Linked DNA regions of Mus musculus: region 2 is linked to region 1. Evidence: chromatin loops called from intact Hi-C (ENCODE). Cell type or tissue: gastrocnemius. All regions are shown on one strand. Links, peaks and the distances in the headings refer to the core of each region. The heading gives the core; the rest is flanking DNA. Region 1 overlaps Gm46361 (a long non-coding RNA gene). Region 2 overlaps Rad51b (RAD51 paralog B).

Region 1 (9,989 bases), core at 2,991-7,990:
ATGTATATGTGTGTGTGTGTGTATGGGTGTATGTATGTATGTAAAGTGGCATTCTCAGTATTGGCAACCATAAAACCAAATTAATCAACTATGAAATATGTTCAAAATGTTATATGTCCTGCAGTATCAAATATTCAGCTAAAATTTAATGTCTATGTAAATAGGTATGTCCATATCATTAATATGCAATGTGATATAATTTCTAATAAATGTAAAATTACATGTCTATCAGAGAATTTTAAAATGTGTGTATTTGTGTTTATGTGTGCATGCCTGTATGCATGCAAAGGAAAGCCCAAGGACCACTTCAGATAGCCTCAAGAATACAGGCAGGCGGATTTCTGAGTTCGAGGCCAGCCTGGTCTACAGAGTGAATTCCAGGACAGCCAGGGACACACAGAGAAACCCTGTCTTGAAAAACCAAAAAAAAAAAAAAAAAAAAAAAAAAAGAATACTATCTATCTCCCTTGAGACCAAGTCTTCATTGGTCTGGAGCTCACAAATTGGGCTAAAGCAGCTGGCTGGCAAGCCCCAGGGATTTCTCTGCTTCTGCCTCCCCAGTACGAGAGTCTGAGTACACCACCGTGTCAGCAGTTTTACTCAAAAGTTATATATAACTTTTATATATCTATATACTGGAGGTCACATACACATTTCTTGGGTGAGAAAGAAATGACCAATGGGGAAGAAGATGCCCTGCTCCACAGATGGATTTCTAACATGTTAGTGTCGATTTAAAGGAAGCTTCCCTGCTCAGCCACAGCCCATCCTTCATCCTCATCTCCAGTCGTTCCTCTTGACCACGTTCAACTTCCTGTTGTTTCTTCTGTTTAATGTTAGCAGTTTCAAATGGAAATTGTGTATACGGTTACTTTAATCTTGTATCTTCTTGTGTCTTTCTTCTTCTTATGTTTTGCCCTTTTCCATTCCTACCAGTCAAGACATGTCTTTCCACTCATGTGTCTTTTTGTGGTCTTTCTCCAGTTTTAAACTAGTGATGACTACTTTGCTGGGGTGACTGTCATCACCCTCGGTGCTATGAACCTTTCTCTGCTGTCCTTGTTCAAGGTAGATGTTGTATTGCTTTCTGGGAACCCGAGTTATTTTGCTAACCTGTTGACTCTTGGAATGTGCAACCTGAACTTCACCATCCTTTTGGAAGGGCATGGGTTGAAAACCCTGCTTCTGTCTTGACCTCATATAGTCTTGTGAATGGAAGAAAATGTCTTGAGATACCTCTTATAGATCTTGAAGTCACAAAGAGGTTGAACATCACTACGGCCACCAACATTTCAGCCATGTCCACAGATAAGAAGACAGCTCATTGCTTGTCTTATTATAAAAGATCCTCTACTGCCTCTGTCTCTTTGTGTTCACTATTCCAGTAAACTGGGCTGTGTTTCTCCTGGTCCTACTTTAATCCAAATTAAACTTTTGTAAGACTTGTTTCCCTTAAGTCAGAGCTCAACAAATGTGTTCTTTAAAAGATGAGAAAGCAAATATTTTAAGCTTTGAGAGTCAGGCTGTCTGTGTTAGTCAGACTTCATGTTACTGTGACAAAATCATGACCCGGACAATTTAAGGGAGGAGACATTTATTTTGTTCATAGTTTTCAGAGTTTCAATCCATCCTGGCATAGAAGGCAGGACAATGAATAGCAGCTTGCCTCAAGGCAGCCAGGAAGCTGAGACAGGGTTACCTTCCCTGCCCCTATCTCACATTTGTCTTTTATTTTGTTTTATTTTGCTTTGTTTTTTTGAAACAGGGTCTTGTTTAGCTGACCTAGAACTCACTGTCTAGATCAGGCTGACCTAGAACTTGCAGAGATCCTCCTGCCTCTGCCTCCCAATGGCTGGGATTAGAGTGTAAGTCACGGTGACAGACCCTGGTTTTGTTTTTATTGAGACAGGATCTTGTTATGATTCCCTGGCTGGAACTCACAGTGCAGAGTAGACTGGCCTCAAACCCAAGATAATGTTCTTAATTCTGCCTCCTGAGTCTTTTCCTATTTTAATTCTGTGTGAGCATCCACCCAGCTGAGATGGCGTCACCACAGTCATAGCAAGTCTGTCTCCTTATCTACTGTTCTCTGGATCATCCTTGCAGAGGGAAGTACCCTGAAGTTCCCTTTACTAATTTCTTAAGCCCTTTCAGCCAACCTGGCAATCAAGTTGAGTCATGACACTCACTGTCTCTGTCACGGCTACTCAGTTCTGCCACTGTAGTACAAAAACAGCCATTGCCAGCATGCAGACAAATGAGCTTGGTTCTAATCAAACTCACATTACAGAAGTAGAACAGGAGCTGGGTTTGGCCCTAGGACCACATTCTGCCAACCACTGCTCCATTGTGACTCTTCTGCTCCCCTCTGCCTCCTTCTCCATGGTTAGCTATTTATAAGCTCAGACCTCCCGAGGGGCTGGTCTTGAAGTTAAGGACTTTTGCTCTTAGATCTCCCCAGATCTCTAGGACTGAGAAGCTGTTTGGCAAAGGCAAGTGGTTGAATACCAAAACAGCCGCAGAGAAACAGCTTCCTCAGGCCTTGGCGAGACTGTCACACATTTCAGAGCAGATATAATGGTAGCAAGGTCTATAGAAACAGGAATGAGGCCGTTAAAGATTCACTAGGAGAAGGGACAGATAACCAGACCAATCCCAGAGATTCTGTCTACCCCTTTCCTCTGCTCCCAATTCCCCGCTTCGCATGCCTCCCACTTTACATCCCTACTTAAAGTCCTCCCCTTTGCATGGAGGCCACTTCATGTGCTCTTGTAACCCCAATACCTTGCTTTACCAGGATAGACTCAGATGGAATCATTTCTTCGATCTGTCAGTGAGTGCCTTATCATTCCAGAAAATAATTAAGCAACGAGAATTGTTTCTGTGTCCCTGGCAGGAAAAAAAGGGGGCAGGGGCAAATTATTTTACCAGGCATGAGATTTAGTAACTTAATTCTATTGTTTAAAATGAAAGGTTATATGAAAATCCTGACAGATGAGCTTAGAGAGTTTGCAGCGTGTTTCTAATGGGATAGTCATCGTCCTGCCTTCTGGCCTGTCATGTTTGTCTGCCTGTCATGTTTTAACTCACAGCTTCCATAAAACCCCCAGAAAACCTTGTTTTCAATCCCATAGCTACAGCTGAGAGCAACCCTTCCCTGTCTTTATACAGTGCTCTGTGATGGTCAAAGCACTTAGCACAAATCACATTTCATAGATGAGGCAATTGACGCACATTAAAGGACTTGCTTTGATTGGCATTGCTGAGACCTGGGACTCCCACCTAAGAGCCCTACTCATTAGACCAGGCTGACTCCCAGGCATCAGAATGAAACAGCAGTGAGAAAGGAAGCCAGGGGCTGGAAACGGCTCTTCAGTTAAGAGAACTTGTTGTTCTTCCAGAGGGCTGGATTTAAGTTCCAGCACCTACATCATGGCTCACAACGCCTATAATTCTAGTTCCTGGGGGCATCCAATGCTGTCTTCTGGCCTTCTTATTCTGTGTACATGGTGTACATACATGCAGGCAAACCATCCAGACATATAAAATACAATTTAAAATGAACAAGAAAAGAGGAGCCAAGCAGTATTTTAATCCTATTTGGAATTCCAAGGAAACCTTGGAAAGAGTATCAGAACTTTGATGGTATTTGTTAGTGTGGCCCAATAGAAGAGTAGATACCTTAACAAACTTTGCACAAGACACATACATCTTGAAATCAAATCGACTAACCTTCTTGGAAATAGCAAAACTTTACACTAGAACTTGGCTTGAATGAAGAGATTCACAGCAAGCCTGAATCCTCATCACCCTTGTAAAATGATTCAGGCACCCCAGCAAAGACCCCAGTGTCTTGCTTGTGCTTGACCATGAAGGTCACCCTTCACAATGGAAGGTTAATACTGACTCCAAAGTGAGCGAGCCACTGTCTCCATCACTGCCACTTACTACAGCCTGTGCTCCGTGTTCCTTGGAAACCTCTTGCCTCAGCTTGGGCTTGACCCAACCCACTTAGAAGGAGGAGAGCAATTTTACAGCCCTGCGTGGAGTGACTCCAAGCCAGTCGTATCTATTTCCAAGTGATCTGACGCAGCAAGCAGATCATGTTTCCTTTGGAGGCTTGGCTGAGAAAAGCTGGGCTGGCAGGTCTGAGCCAGAGTGAATAAAACGACTGTCAAGAAAAATCCCAAATGGCCTCTAAGGAGGGAGGACTAATGAAATGCTCAGGTCAGAGGTGGGGTGCTTTCTGGGGAGATTGTAAAAAGAAAGGAAGATGAGGTGAGCATGTGTGAAATTTGCAAGAGTCAACAATGACAGGGGACGCCAAGCACACTGGCACATGCCCAGAACGTTCCGAGAGCAGGCACCTAGCCTGAAACAACTCTCTCTCATACACACAAAATCTAACTCTTAATTTGAAGCGTACCTTTACTCAGAATTTTTATTGGAATTTCTTACGGTTGGTTACCTGTCCACCTTGCCCCCATCCTGCCAAAGCCAGCAGCGATTCTAAGTGCTTTGCCAAAGACCAACAAAGCCCTGTATTCAATTATTCTTGTCTCAGGGAATAGAAATTAGGGAATTCCAGGAACGGGATGTGGGAACAACTGAGAAGCTAGGCTTCACTTGAGATCCTTGAAAAAGAAATAAATACCTTGTTGTTGGGATAGAAATAGAATTGGGTCTGCACAGATCATTTGAAAGGAGAAGCCAAGTCTTAGGACTGGCTCTAGCCCGCTGACTTTCTGCTCAGGATGATAAGAGCAGACCATTGACCATCAGATCCCACGGGCATGTGTCTGGCTCTTGGTTCTCTTCTTTGGCTGTACATGGGGTATTTTAAAGGGCAAGACACGGGGACAAAGCTGTTTTTCTTGAGCAAGAGGTGTGTGCGTCCAGCTCCACACTTGTCAGTGAAGCCCTTTTCCATCCAAACAGCTTGGCCACTGGATATGGTAGCAGCAAACGGCCACTTCCCCTTGCCTCATGCCCCTGACAGTCAGCTGGCCTGTTTCAGGGCCCTACTGTGTGCCAGTCATTGTCTTGGAATGGAACCAGAATGCCCTTGCCCTTGGTGTCTTGTCTATGTATCTGGACAGGAGACACCTGGGGCAGAAACAGTGTGAGAAACACTGGAGATTTGAGAAGAGGAGCCACCAGAGTAAACATGAGGACAGAAGGGGTCATCCCTAAGGTCTTTATTCTCCTTTAAGGACCCCACATTGATTTCCAAAATATCAATTATCCATTTGTTATTTAGATAGGCTTGGGGTTCAACATGAAGTGGAATATGGAATATAAAAAAGGATTGCAAGGAAAGGGCTCATGTGGCTTAGTAGGTAGAGTGCTTGCCTAGCACGTATGAGGACCTGTGTTGAATTCCCAGCTCGGCAGAAACCATGTGTGGTGCAAGCACACATATAACCCCCGGGTTTGGGGTGGAGATAGAAGCAAGATAATCAGAAATTCAAAGGTCATCCGTGGTTCTAGAGCGGGTCTGAGGTCATGAAACTGTCTGTGGAGCTGGAGAGATGGCTCAGAGGTTAAGAGCACTGTCTGTTTTACAAGATGACTCGAGTTTGAGTCTTAGTACCCACAAGGTAGCTTACATGGGCCTGTAACTCCAGTTCCATGGAATCCAACTCCCTCTTCTGGCTTCTGTGAGCACTAGCTAGGCACACATCCAGTTCACAGATAAAACACCAAACACCCCACCCATACCAGTTCTGAACACAAAGACTAGCACAAACAGCTACTGTGTTTGAACAGTTGTCTCCCATTTGTAGAGTAGAGAGAGAACCAAGAGTGGCCAGATCCCAGAGGGAATCTGCCATAGCCGGTGTGTGTGTGTGTGTGTGTGTGTGTGTGTGTGTGTGTGTGTGTGTGTCACATTCAGGTTGATGTTGGCACAGATGGAAAGGGCAGATGTCAGTGAGAGAGGGAAGATCAAGAGTGGTTTTAAGTTTTCCATTTGGGTATCTGTGGGATAGCAATTTTGTCAACTGACATAAAAGAGACAGGGGAGGAACATGTGAGGCGATTGTCATAGGAGGCAGGGTCATGATAACCAATATGCTTTAGACATGTGTGATTGGAGAGAACCACACAATGCCCAGCTCGAAGTGTCCTGTAGGCATTTGGAAATACATGTGGGAAATTCAGGAAGATGGCTGGGCCTGAGATCGTAGAGCATGGGTGGTAAGTGAAGCCAGCAGAGTAATAAGGTCACTCAAGCAGAACAAACATATCTGAAAGAGCAAACAGAAGCCCAAACCTAGAGAAGACACCATTTGATGCGGCAGCAGCAAAAGACGCTGGGGAGGAGACAGAGGGAGAGATCTAAGAGGTAGGAGGAGGAAAAAGGAGGACTTCCAGCTACTGTTGACAACAGGTCAGGGCAAAGGTCAGTGGGTATAGGAGCTGTCACTCTGGGTAAGCAGTCTGCCCAGTTCTTAGCAGGTTACTCTTACTGGGGAGCACTTAGGGATACTGGGCCATGAGACAAGCGAGCTGTGTCCATCAGGACTTACTTACGTCACCTACCATTTCTAGATGTGGATGAGTGCTGAATGTCCTACCTATGTAGGGAAGGCCTTAGCTTGACCACACCATTAGCTCCTGTCTCTTACTACCTCTTACCAAGAACAGCACTCATGGACTAGATAGGTGAACAGCCCATATATAGAGGTCTGGGTCCAGGTTTCAGAGTTTTAGATGCTGGGGTTAGTCCTCATGTTAATGCTGATCTAGGTCTCTCCTTAGGCTAGCCCCCTTCCTCAGAAACCCCTGCCACATCCAGACCATCTCTAGGGATATCCCCATCTGCCTTCCTTCTTGTCACAATGATGTCTGCATTTACTGTAGTCGCTGAAGTAGACAGAAAAATGGCATGAAAACTTATAGAGAAGACGGTACAGAAAACCTATCGCTGTGAAGACGCTTTAGCTCAAGTGGGGAGAGTTAGATGGGCTAGGTACCCACTCACTCCACAGAGCTCGGAATGCACGTATCTGTAGTGAATCATGAAGGGAGGGGACGCAGCCTGGTCCTCTAGTCTTCCTCCTCCTTGGAATACATAGGTCCCTTCTAGCTGATGCTCTCTGAGGGACAGGGTCATCTGTCTTGTGTACTTTTCCAAGGTATCCTTCCTCCCTAAGAAAGAACAGGCCAGGCCCGAGCAAAGCATATTGAGACACCCCGACATCGAACACTCCTCGGCCTCCCTGGTCTCATTGTCCACAGCTAAATCACTCTGACCTCCAGGCCATTATTATCAATGGAGTCCTTTTCCATTTCTTCATGGGCTGGTCAAGACTACTTAGGAAGGGGACATACAAGATGCAGTCACTTTACTAAACGAATCCAAAGCAAAACCCAATGGAGACCCCACCACTATGTACACATGGAAACTCAACTTTTAGGGGTCCTGCTTTGGAGGCTCAGTGAAACCTCCTGGAGACAGAAAAAGCCTGGAACAGCTTTTTAAGAACTCTCTGAAGCCAGACGCGTTTTTCTCTCTCCTCCTTGCTTCTCTTGGTCTAGGAGGCTGCTGGCCTGCTTCCCGTCTTGCCCCCACTTCTCTAGTGCCCAGAACCCCTGCTGAGATTGTCCTTTTCCTCTGGGACTCCCCCTTCTCCTCCCCCCAGCCCAGCCCAACCACTTACCTCCACTGGGCTCCTGCGTCACTGCTATTCATCTCCTTTAGAGCTGGGCTTGGCTGCAGATGCTGTCAATATGGTAACTTTAGACTCCCTGATTGGAAAGGCTTGCAAGGCCAGTCAGACAGCCCAAGGAAGAGAGCAGTTTGATTTACTCCCTGCAGCTTTGAGCTGGTCCTGCCCCTCCCTCTTTGCCCGAGCTGTGACCTCCTCAGGTCCCATCCTGTGTTCACAACAGAGGGGAAGAGAGAGGAGACTGGGCGGTGATCTAGGTACAAGGTTGGCCAACAGCTCAGGAGGAGCTGAGGAGCCAGAGGTGCAGGCCATAATGAGCATGGAGTGGGTGCTGGTGGGGCAAAACAATGCACAGGGCCTGAGACATGAGGATCATCCTCCCACCAGGGCCATGATGGGGGCATCCTACAGGTAACAGGGAGACCCTGAGGCCCCTGGCCCCTCTGAGCTTGTTCCCTTTTCTGTCTTTTCTCTCCTGAGCTCCCTGATTGGGAGCTGTCACTTCTGGGGGACTTCTGGGAATTCTCAAAGTTGTTAGCTACCCTCTGAGACCTCTTCCAGTTCTTAAGACCTCATCTGCATTTGATTTCAGGATGTCCAAGTTGTCTAAAAATTCAGATCTCCTGGAAACCTCTGAGGCCAATTGTTCGGGCTCTAGAAATTGGGGAAGTTGGGAATTTTGAGCTCCAGAAGTTATCCCTCCAAAGTGCCACCAGAGATGTTCCTGGCCACCTGTGACATTTCCTCAGAATCTGTATTAAATTCAAGGTTCTTGAACCATGGCTTGATTAGAAAAGAACCCATGAATACTGAGGGAAGGGAAGACAGATTTATCTGAACCTAAACCCTCACACCAATGAATCACATGTCCTTATTAAAAAATGATTAGTTCATATCCAGGGTGTAATCTATGGGCCAGATACATTTTAATAGAAGGATCTAGAAGAAAGAAAAGGTCTAATAGGTATGTCTTTGTGTCTTTGCTCCTAAGTCCTGGAGAAACTTGGGTGGAATCCTCCTGTTCTCCCTGCTGAGAGGTGTTGGGCTCGTGTTTGGTTGCCTCTGGTGACAGGCAACTTGCCACCAAAAGGCAGCCTAGTCACACTTTGGCTGGCTCTGACCATTGTCCAATAACTCTTTATTGCTATGCATTCCCCAGCTGTCACCAGCATCTGTTTTGGACGGGGAAAGGGAAAGGACTAGGAGAATTCAGATGCAGGGGGTCATCCTGACACAGGAAGAGAACAGAACTCTTCTGAGGGTGAAGGAGGAGGTCTCGATTCCCTTCTCATGTCATAGTTAGTGCTCCAGTCTGTGCCGTTACAGGGTGCTCCCTTCTGTAAAGAGTCATAGGGTGCTCCCTCCTGTACAGTCAGAGGGTTCTGCCTTCTGTGCAGTCACAAAGTGCTCCCTTCCCTTCCTTACATAGTCACAGGGTGCTCTTATGTGACCGTTACAGGGCACTCCTAGTCCTAGGAGTGCCAGGTACCACACAATTGCTTTTATTTGCTTTTTTTTTTTTTTTTTGCCTAACAATATGGTCATGAGAACATTTTACTCGCTGTTTGTTTTTGCTTTTGTTTTATGAGACAAGATTTCTCTGTGTAGCTCTGGCTGTCCTGGAACTCTCTCTGTAGACCAGGCTGGCCTCAAACTCAAGAGATCCACCTGCCTCTGCCTCCTGAGTGCTGGGATTAAAGGTGTGCGCCACCACCACCTGACTACTCACTTTTTAAGATAAGTGACCCTTTCCGATGGCAGTAACAGGACTTCGGTGTACGATCCCTTCCAACAGCTGTCTACAGTAATGATCTGGACAGAGAGTGTAAGTGATTATTCATGGGTTCTTTTACACTAAGGCATATGACAGTATATATGACAGTGAGACTTCACTGGCGGGACTCATTTGGGAGACATTCAGTGGAACCCAGGGCACTCCAGAACGACGGTCTTAGTACCCCACCTTAGAGAGGTCACCAGAATCCCAGCCAATGAAATCTTTCCTAGAGGAGGTGTGCCAGGTCTACTTTTAAAAAACGAGTGCGCCTTCCAGCATAAACAGCACTTGGCCTGTTTGGAGTGTGAGTGGATGTTGTTGTGATGCCTGGAGACAGTTTGTTCTTTTGGTGGATTTGCAGCTTCCCTGGAAATATTGTTCCTCAGGATGTGCTCCGTGTCTCCCTCCTTTGTTGTGATATGGGATTCCCTCTCAGCCAGCACAGATGAGTCAACACTCTACAAACTTTGTTCGTGCCCGGTCTATCAATAACCCCAGCATAGATAGATGAGTGCTCTGAAGAGCCAAAAGGAAGGTGA
Region 2 (9,989 bases), core at 2,952-7,951, 130 kb before region 1:
AGGGGAGATGCAAAGGGGTATTTGATCTAGTCCTGGCCAGGGGCTGTGTGCAATGTGACTCTCCTAAGGAATACTAGTAGCCTTTTATGTGAAACAATCATTAACACATGAGATTTTTGTTTGCACCATTGCTGTTTCATAAACATGATAAGCCTATGGTAATAATCATGGAAACTTTATGGAAATCTTTGCTTAAGAGTCTGTAATGGGTTAGGCCATGGTGGCACACACCTTTAATCCTAGAGCTCCACTCGGGAGGCAGAGGTAGGTGGACTCCAGGTATAGCCCCGCCTGGGCTACCAAGTGAGTACCAGGACAGTCAGTGCTACACAGAGAAACCCTGCCTCAAAACAAAGAGGCTGTAATGATTCACTGTTAGAATTGAACTCAGAGATAGGAAGTATGGAGGCCCAAGGTCCCAGCCTTACCGCCTGGCAGAGCTGAGCATAAGGCTGACACATGGGCCCGGCAGCCAGACAGCAGGGATTTGAATCCTGGCCCTACCACTTGATAGCTATAGAAGTAAGGATAAAGCTGCCTCCTCTCCGATGGAGGAGCAATGGTAACAACTACTTCATATTGCTGGCAGCATGGCGAAGGGCTCCTAACTTGTACAACAGTTTCTGGTCCACACAGATGCTTGTGTTAGCCATGAGTATCAGCCATCTTCTTATCCCCAAAAACAGGATGGGTTGAAAATAAACCAGCTAAGCTTTCAAGATGTTTTTTTTTGGGGGGGGGGGGGAGTTGGGAGGGGGCAGGTCAGTGTTGGGCGATCATGCTACAGGAGTTGGTTTTCTTCCTCTATCGTGTGGGTTCTGAACTCAGGTTGTCAGTTTTGGTGGCAAGTGCCCTTACCGAAAGTAGCCCCAGGCTGGCTTTGTCCAGGGCTCTTAACTCTATCACTCGTGCCTTCTGCAGTTTTTCATTGTAGAGTTAATGCTAATGAAAATATACCAGGAAATTAGCAATGGAAATTGAAATGACCAACACAGCACCTCTACTTAGAGATGCCATAAAATACAGGCATGTCTGAAAACATAAAGAGATACATAATCACGTATCTGTGGCAAAGAAATCCAGATGTGTAGATTATGATCATAGAAAGACACTCGACCAGTTTTAACAGCTGGGGATATTTTACATATTTTACATAGCCGAAGAAAACCTGCAGGTTTGTTTTTCTTTGTTGTCAGTTTCTTGACTGGATTTCCCAACAACAGAGAGAGAATTTCATTAGAATATCTTTTCTAGAAAGGCACCGAGAACTCTAAATGAAAAACTACATATTACAATTTGTTGAGGAAGAAGAGGATATCTGGAAAAATGGCGTGGGCTGAGGCTTGGTTACTTTTCCCTCCCAGAAGGAAATAATGAAAGGAGAAATAATGAGTTAGACCGTGGGGCTCACATCCTGGTTGTGCCACTTGCCAAGTGGCCTTGGGCAAATAACTCTCTTGGCAGCTCAGCTTCCTCCCTTAGAAAATTGGTGTGATGGTGGTACCTCCCTCACGGAGACAATATAAGTCGAGGTGTTTAGCCCAGCACCCGGAACACACTCATTATCCTAAAATGTTACCTCATAAGTCTTTACTGTTATGTCAACTGATGTCTGAGATGCGGGACACATTACACAGGTTGGTGGTCTTGATTGCTCTCCTGACTCTGGTCATTTTTGGAAAACCCGTAGTTCTATCCCATTTCTGGATAAACAGTGGCTGTGAGGAAGACGGAAATTGCTTTGCTTAAGAATTCATATTTTGCAGATGTATCCTGACTGCCTACTACCCACTGAAACCAGTTCCCCCAGTTAAAAAGACTCTGCTGGTATCAGCTTCTCTCCCTTGTCAGTTTCCTCTCTGCCATGAGGTCGCTTTCTAAAACTACTTGACTAACCCTCAAAGATCTGGATGCCTCTAGGGAAGTAGAGAATGTTGAAGCAAGATTACCTCATTGTCTAAAAGTACCTTCAGCCCTTAGACCTATGCACTTGGACACACACAAACACACACACACACACACACACACACACACACACACACACACACACACACACACGGAGGCTGGTTATCTACACATTGTTGGGACCGTACAATATACCATCTAGTGTTCACTGTGAATGTGGTACATAGAAGAGCTTTCCTCTCTTCTATGCCCCTAATTTGTTGTGAGCCTTGTGTTGGGGTGTTGGGGGACATCTATTCCTCCCATGTATGCACAACCCTCCAAAAGGGAAGTCTGGCAGCTTCTCCTAACCTTGGTTCAAGGAGACCATGTTACATATGTCAAACAAAGGTAGGCCACTCTGAGGGAGCACTCGAAAGGCTCTGGCAAGGCCACTGGGAGGCCTTCATGGACCGGAGCTCCTCACAGATCCACATCTACTCCTCTCCCCTGCTCAGTGCCTTTAGGGGCACAGACTTGTGTGCCGCCCACATTCCATTCTCTCCATACAAGAGTGTATACTGATTCCTATCAGTCATTCTGCTTCCCAGAGGGGCAATTGAGATGGGTGGGAGGAAAGCATAACAATAAATCCTCACATTCATGCTAGGTGATAATTAAAAGCATTCTCCACCGCTGTTTGCTTGCTCTTAGATGCCAGAAGGAAGGCAGCTGGGCCAGCAGAGAGGCCTGAACTCAGGCCTCAACAATGGCTGCAGCAAGGTGGGCTACAGTGGCTAAGTCTCTCCCTCTCCCTCTCCCTCTCCCTCTCCCTCTCCCTCTCCCTCTCCCTCTCCTTCTTCCTCTCCCTCTCCCTTTCTCCCTCTCCCTCTCCCTCTCCCTTTCTCCCTCATTCCCTCCCTCATTCCCTCCCTCCATCTTTCCCTCCCTCATTCCCTCCCTCCATCTCTTCATTTATCAGCTATACGTACAACCCCAGAGTTAGAGACACCTGAGGATGTCTGTCTCCTGTCCCTTTTACTTATCCTGACTCCCTGAGTGTTCCTTAGTCAGTGACAGCAAGAGCTGGACCTCTTGGATGCTGAACCACTTTAGTGCCTTGAAGAACTTCAGGCCAAGGAGCATAACAGAGGAAGGCGCCTTAATGAGAGTCCCTAAATGACGGACCTGGCCCATTCTAGCCCTGACCTGTTTTATGCCACAAACTGTCAGCTGTCCCTCCTCCACCCTCTCTGGATGTTTTGGGTGGCGCCTCTGACAGCAGCTCCAGACAGATGAGTTATGGCCACTCTGAAAAAGCACTCACATCTCTCTTCCCCTTGGGAGCTAGGACGAGGATAAAGTCAGCAGACAACATTTTTAAACACTGGGCCAAAGGGCATTCTGCAGAGCTGTGTCTCCAAGATGAAAAGGATACAGAGCCTGTGTCACAAGACACTGAAGATTTCCCAATGCAAACGCACCTGGGCCATTGCAAACAGAAATGCAAACTCCTGCTACGTGTTTGTGCTAGGGGGCTGGGGGTGAAGGCGGGGGGACGACAGTGCCAGTAGAAGTTCTGGTGTCTTAGATTTGGGGTTTGAATCCTGGAACTCCATATTCAACACCTTAAAGGGTTAATCAGGTGATTCTGATGTGAGAAACATTTGACCCAACCCCATGTCCTGCTATTGTGAGTGGCCCAGTCCATCTCTCACAATTAACTTACATTTTTACACAGGACATTCTAAGAAAACTACAGTGAGCTTGTGTGTCATCTCCTAGCTGTTGACATTCTGCCTCACCTGCTTCTGGCTTACTGTCATTATCCACCTAGTTTGTGATATCATGACGTTGTTACTGTCTTTGTGGCACCATTTAACAGCACGTTGTAGATGTCATAGTCTTCCATCCCCTGAGACTTTCATTTGTCTCCCAAGAACAACAATTTCTCTTATACAGCCAGCCATACTACATTTATTCTTTCACCCAGGAAATTAATATTGATACAACACTGTAATGTAATATAAGGGCAATATTTAAGCTTTGCCAGGTGTCCCAGTAATGTTGCTGTGGCAGGCCTTCTAGAGTTCAGTCCAGGATTAGACACTGTGTTTAGCTGAAGTGTCGCTGAAGATCTTTTGGTCACTGGTTTCACAGAAACATTTTTCTTCAAGAACATACTTCCTGATAAATCCTCTCTCTCTCTCTCTCTCTCTCTCTCTTTTGCCTCTTGGCCTTGCCTCTTGCAGAGCCAGTGAGCTGATGCAGGTATGAAGTAGGAACTGCTCACGTAGGTCTAAACTAAACGTAGTAGGTTTCAACTAAACGTGAAGGGACTGGCTACCAGACCTGGGATTTCCATTTCTTTGTGAGCTGAGTTCCCAAAGTCAAAGCATAGCTGTCAGAGAGTCCCCTTGCTTTTCAGCTGAGTGGGTTATCACATGGCTCTCTCATTATCCAAACTAAGGCCTGAAACATGTACAGCTTCTATATATTTCCTGCGTCTTAAGTCTTCCTAGGAAGAGTAACTGATAAAGGATATGCCTTTTTTTTTTTTAACCTTTTCCAGCTCTCTTCAAAGGCAGTTGTCTGGATGTCCATGTCTGAGGAATTTCTCTCACCCCAGCAGTCAGGGTTCCAACCAACCTGATGTCAGACTAGACAGCTGTGTTCCTTCTCCATTAGCCCGTGTTTCCCGAAACAAACATCAGATGGCCAAAACCTAAGATGATGACCATGCATAATACAGATTTACTGAGACTGCAACTCTGGCATCCTCCGGCCGCCTCAGATACCATGATGAGAGCAGGAAAACAAAATTCAGACCAGGACAGCTGTTAAGTGCAATGTGAAAAATCCATAGCAAGAGGATAGAAATACATCTGGGGACAAGGGACATCTCATGTAAACATCCTGGCTTATTTTAAATGAGCATGGATTTTTTTTTTTAATGTGCTTCAGGTTTCTTTAAATAGTTCAGTTTTTGCTTTTTTTTTTTTTTTTTTTTTTTGCTAGTATGTGTGTGTGTGTGTGTGTGTGTGTATTTCCATTCCCATTCGTGTGCATGAATTCACTCTAATAAGGGAATTCATTATTAATTAGAGATTCTCCTCAGGGCTGGAAAGATGGTTCAGCAGATAAGAACACTTGCTGTGCAGGCATGAGGGCCTGAATTCAGATCTCCACCATCCACATAAAAACCCAGGCATGGCCACACCTGCCTGTAACATGGCACTACAGTGGGTCCCTAGGGCTCACAGCTTAACTCCAGATTCAATGTAAAATTCCAGCCTCTGTGGAAAAGCAGGACACCTAATGTCACCCTCTGGCTCACCCACACACTGCATGGATATGCACACCTGCACACACAACTTCTTCTCACAGGTTGAGAGACTTAGTTTCAGGTCATCCTTCAGGACTGTCCCCCTCCAATAGAAAGTACCAGGGAGAAAGCAGTACTCCTGGCTCAGGGGCTCCAGTGATCTCCTGGGTGGTGTTGCCAGCTGAACCCATGAGAGGAGATTGCTTCTTTCTACTCAGACACTGGGACTATTCCTGCTATTTTTTTTTCCTTAGCTATATTTAAAGATATTGACGCATGTCACTGCAAGCACAGCCCAGAAGAAGCCCTACATAGTTGGGATAGTTTGGTTGCCAAATGGGACAGTGTTCAGATTGACCTTTTCTAAGAGGGAGCCTCCTCACCCTGATTCCAGACAGTTTCTCCATGGTAACCCTCTTAGATGACACCTGCATTCACCCAGGACAGTCCCAAGTCATCGCTGCTGTCCCCTTATGACTCAAATGAGCCCATCTCTATCTCACAAGTATCCCGACTGGATAATAACTTACACGACCATTCCAAGACTCTGGGAAAGTCTAAGTATTCTCTCCCCATACAAAAATCAGCGGGGCTGTTTGAATGATTTGTGCTGGTGCATACCAGGCTTTATCCTAGTGGTGAGCTCACCCCGCCTCTGCTCCACCTGCTGCTAGGGGAGGTTAATCCACCTCTAAATCTTGCATTCCAAAGGTGCTGATTACTCTACCATAGCAGATGGCTTCTGCTTCCCTTTGCTCAGTCTCCCCAGGAATGAGTGTTACTGGGGCTTGAGTCGGGCTGAGCATGTGATATGAGCAAACACTGGACAGCAATCCATCCCCCTTCTCTTCTAGCTGAGAGAGCCCAGAGACGACAATTTCTCCATGACCTAAGCAAAGTGGCCTGGTCCGCTAGCAGGTCACTGGGCTGTGAGCAGATGGTATTGGGTGAGACAGTTGTTACATGGCTTTATGCCTCAGATCCTTTCCTTGTAAATCTGAAAGACTAATAGCTTCCAAGTATTTTGAGAATCTTGTAACTCAGAAGGTTATAAATAACATAAGCTATTTCTTTCTCATCTAAAATGGCAGTCCAGTATGGTTGCTTAATAGTTAGCGTGTGGTTCCTGGGCCAGTCTGTACAGCTGATGGTGTTTTTCCAGTACTCTATTTATAGAGCTAGGTCAGAAATGTCACTTCCGTTGGAACTTGACCTACAGACGATTGTCAGTTCTAGAGACCCAAGGAAGCAGAGAGCACACTAAATACAGCTGGTTCACAGGTTCAGTTAGCGAACTGCAAGCCCCCCAAGGAAATTGTGTTGGAGAATAGATGTTTGAGCCTTCCCAATCTCTCTGTTTGATATGTTGGCCCTGTGGCTCCATGGAACTCGAAGGTCACCTTGAATCTTCGTTTTTTAAAACTCCTGTTCCGGGCAGTGTCCCGTTCATCTTCAACTGCGGCTGTCTTTCTACATCAGACACAGTGAAGATTCTTGAGACCCAGCTAGGCAGTGTTGACTATGTGGAAAGCTGGGGGGGGGGGGGATCTGAATGTTTCCCCTACTTCATCTTTCTACTGGGGTAACCCAGATTCTCCGCGCATTTCCCTAGATCAAATGGGTGAGCCCATGGAAAATGTCTGCCACAGGTCAGTGGCTCCCTGGCCTGGTCTGGTACAGGAGAATTGGAATCAAATGGATGGTGATCCCCATCTGGTCCCAGTCAACCACTCAGACTCTGGAGTTTAAAAGCTTTGTTGATTGGGAATTGTGTTTGCTAGAAGTTGGTCCTCGTGGGTTGTAGTAGGTAGAACAGACAAAGAAAAAGGCCTGGTCTGGGGAGAAACCTGTTGTCGGCAAAGGGGCCGCACACTTGCACTGTCTTTAGGTATGTATACATGGTTGCTGAGCAGGGCCTGGCAGTTAAAGGCAGTATGGAAGCACTGTGCACTCAGGCTTCCTAGAAAAGACAAGGTCCCAAATAAGAAGCCAATTTTTTTGCTGTCAAAATATCATAGACTCTGGATTTTTTTTTGTTTGTTTATTGTTTATTGGTTTTGGGTTTTGTTTTGTTTTGTCTTTGTTTTTGTTTGTAAGTATACCCAAGGACATTTGAAGTCACTTTGAACAACTCCTTCTGACCATGGGTGAAGCTACTGAGGATTGGGGAAAGTCAGCCCTGTGGCTCACTCCTGGGTGCTTTGTTATGGCTGCTCCTTCTCCCAAGTGTTCCTGTTGAAAGCCTGCAGCTAAACCAGGAGTAGAACCACAGGCCAGACCATCAGGCCTGCCATAAAAAGTTCCCATGGTAACCCACCATCCTTCCCTACACTCATTTCAGTCCTGAAAACCCTGAGTATTGTCGTTTGTAACTTCCTACTTCTTATCCCAGGAACTTACTTTTTACCCAACTGGACAAGAAGAACCAAGTATTCCAAACATTCACTCCTTTAAGCCCTTCCCCTTCCCTTCCGTTCCTATTCTGGAAGTCACCACTTTGTTAGTTTGGTTTTAGGGGGTTGTTTTTTGTTTGTTTGTTTTGGGGGTGGGGGTTTTCCACTTATTTTTAAACATGCATAAGTCTATTCACTTAAAATTGAGTCCTCTGCCACAGAGCAAACATGCTTCTGCTATTCACTAGCAACAGTCTAACCTCTCAGAAATGTTTGGCAGAGAAGTCATAAATTTAAATGTTTTCAGAAAAGAAACTTTTTCATTACAGCACACACACACACACACACACACACACATAAACACACAGGCCCTTCCTAAATACTGACTGACACAGAGTGGTACCAGCTGCCCATCACCTTCTAGAAACCAGGCTCCCTAACAACTTGGCTATCCTCCTCTAGCCCTGAAATCATGAGATCTACATCCTGTGTGTACAGAGCAGAGAGACCATGGGAGAAATGTGTTTTCCTATCCAACTCCCACCAGAGGCTGGGAACTGGCTCCAAAAGATAGCAGTTCTGGGAGAAGTTTTAGAAGCTCCGTCCAGATCCTCACCGAGTCATTCCTAAGCTTTGCTATCTCTGATAACGATTAGAATGGAAAAGAAAGAAAGAAAGAAAGAAAGAAAGAAAGAAAGGAAGGAAGGAAGGAAGGAAGGAAGGAAGGAAGGAAGGAAGGAAGGAAGGAAGGAAGGAAGGAAGAAAGAAAGAAAGGGAGAGAGCTGCGATTAAACATCTTTTCCCCCTCACCTTTCATCTTCTGTGTTTGTATCTTTGTTCCTGCTATTTATCCTTAGCCATATCAAGTATCTCCATCTAGGGTCACCAAGAACCTTTGGTTGCCTGGAGGCAAGAATTATTATTCGAATTTTACAGATGGGTAAGCAATCACAGAAGGAGACTAGCAAGCTTTAACTCACCTAGCCAAGTCTCTGACAGAGTGGGGCATAAGGATTCCCACAGTCTTTTGAGAGAGCCTCACTTCAGTGTGAATGAACTAGGCTGTTCTGGGGACCTTGCAGACTCTAGCCTGTGAGGATGGGGAAAAAAAAAAAGGAAAAAAACAACCCAATCATGAAAATATTTTCAAGTCCCAGTTCATGTCTTTGACTTATTTTTTTATTTGTATCGGAATCCACCAAATGCCAGACAATGAAGTCATACAGCCTTGGCAGGTCTAAATATCACAGTTGTTCAAAAATGGGAGGAAGGGAGAGTGCCCCAGTTTTCAGAACTTCCGCTGAAAATGAACACAGAGAAGACCTACTTATCAGTTTCCTAACCAATGAGGTCACTGGGCAGGAAATCACCTTTTATAAAGAGTCAGTAAGCAGACTCTCCCTGCTTTGAATTTTGCATAAACAGCATTAGTGAGCACTTATTCCAGCCCTCTCATGGGAATGCTAGAAACTGCAAAGACAGAAAGGACCACTAAGTTCTCCTGTAGGAAACAAGACCATGAATGTATAGTAACTGACAGCCTCCCTGTTGACCCCTCTCAAGTCATCTACCACCAGAGCCACCTCCAGTTCTTCTCTTGTGTTTGAAGCTGCGTGAAGTGACCTATCTTTCCTCTCCTAACCTGAGTTTAAGCCTCTAGCTTAAAGGTCAGCTGTAGGCCACCTGACTTGTGTGAATGCAGCTGCTAGGCCAGTTGAGCAAAGTTAAATAACTTGCCAAGCCAGGGCATGCATGTGCTGCCTTCGTTGAGACCTCTTGCCCTGTGTTATCACTGAACATCAGAACAAAGGAAGCTGACTGTGGAGTCTGAGTGACAAGCATTTTCATAGGAGTGATAAGATAACTTGTCAGGACCGTTCCTGAAATGGGCCTTTGGGCAATCCAAGACCCTTCTCAGCCCCTGTGCACAGGAGAATAACAAGATATTTGATCTTCAAGACCTGATGAGCCCAGAGAAGGCTAATCGAAGTAGGGGTTAGCAGCCTAGTTTTGAAACCTAGCTCTGCCGTTAATCAATCTACGTGACTTTAAGGAACTGCCTTCATCTCTCATAGCTTAAGTCTGTCAGTAGAACTGATAGTGTTGCTATCTCATAGGCTCAAAAAATGTGTACTGAGATATGAAATTCAAACAATGTAAGGTGCCTCTATTTGAGGGGTTTACATAGTGCCTAGTATATAGTAAAATTGGAAGCATTGTCTTCATCATTAGTAACTTTAAAGGCCTTGCTGGGGTTATTCTTACACTGGCCTGATGCTTGCAAGTGTGTCTGGAACACGTCTCCTCAAGGTCACTCACTCAGAGTTTTCCCTGGAAGCTTTTCTCTGTCATTTGCCCTTGCAGCCCTTGATTAGATCCCAAATATA

Evidence for each region. Hi-C counts contacts between places; a loop is a spot of excess contacts. Peaks named below come from ENCODE experiments on the same cell type or tissue, not always from the same donor. Only the 100,000 strongest peaks of a DNase experiment are listed, where the experiment ranks them.
Region 2: it touches region 1 in a loop (2.8-fold over the local background); 2 of 42 quality-filtered maps call a loop at or near these places.

The regions. Positions count from the first base shown.
Region 1 is chr12:79,883,336-79,893,324 of GRCm38, forward strand. All of the region lies in intron 1 of Gm46361 (a long non-coding RNA gene), which reads left to right. It overlaps Gm46362 (a long non-coding RNA gene), which reads left to right and starts at 9,318. Exons shown (of 2, transcript XR_001780643.1): 1 at 9,318-9,498; 2 at 9,812-9,989. In gastrocnemius, for the core only: a CTCF peak has its summit at 5,651 (motif pointing left); DNase peaks (open chromatin) are centred at 4,081, 4,319, 4,939 and 7,607; H3K4me3 peaks cover 556 bases; H3K27ac peaks cover 4,643 bases.
Region 2 is chr12:79,753,374-79,763,362 of GRCm38, forward strand. All of the region lies in intron 8 of Rad51b (RAD51 paralog B), which reads left to right. Among named protein-coding and RNA genes, the nearest start is that of Gm36048, 41 kb to the right of the region's middle. In gastrocnemius, for the core only: a CTCF peak has its summit at 5,880; no DNase peak of the experiment used is centred there; H3K4me3 peaks cover 815 bases; H3K27ac peaks cover 4,797 bases.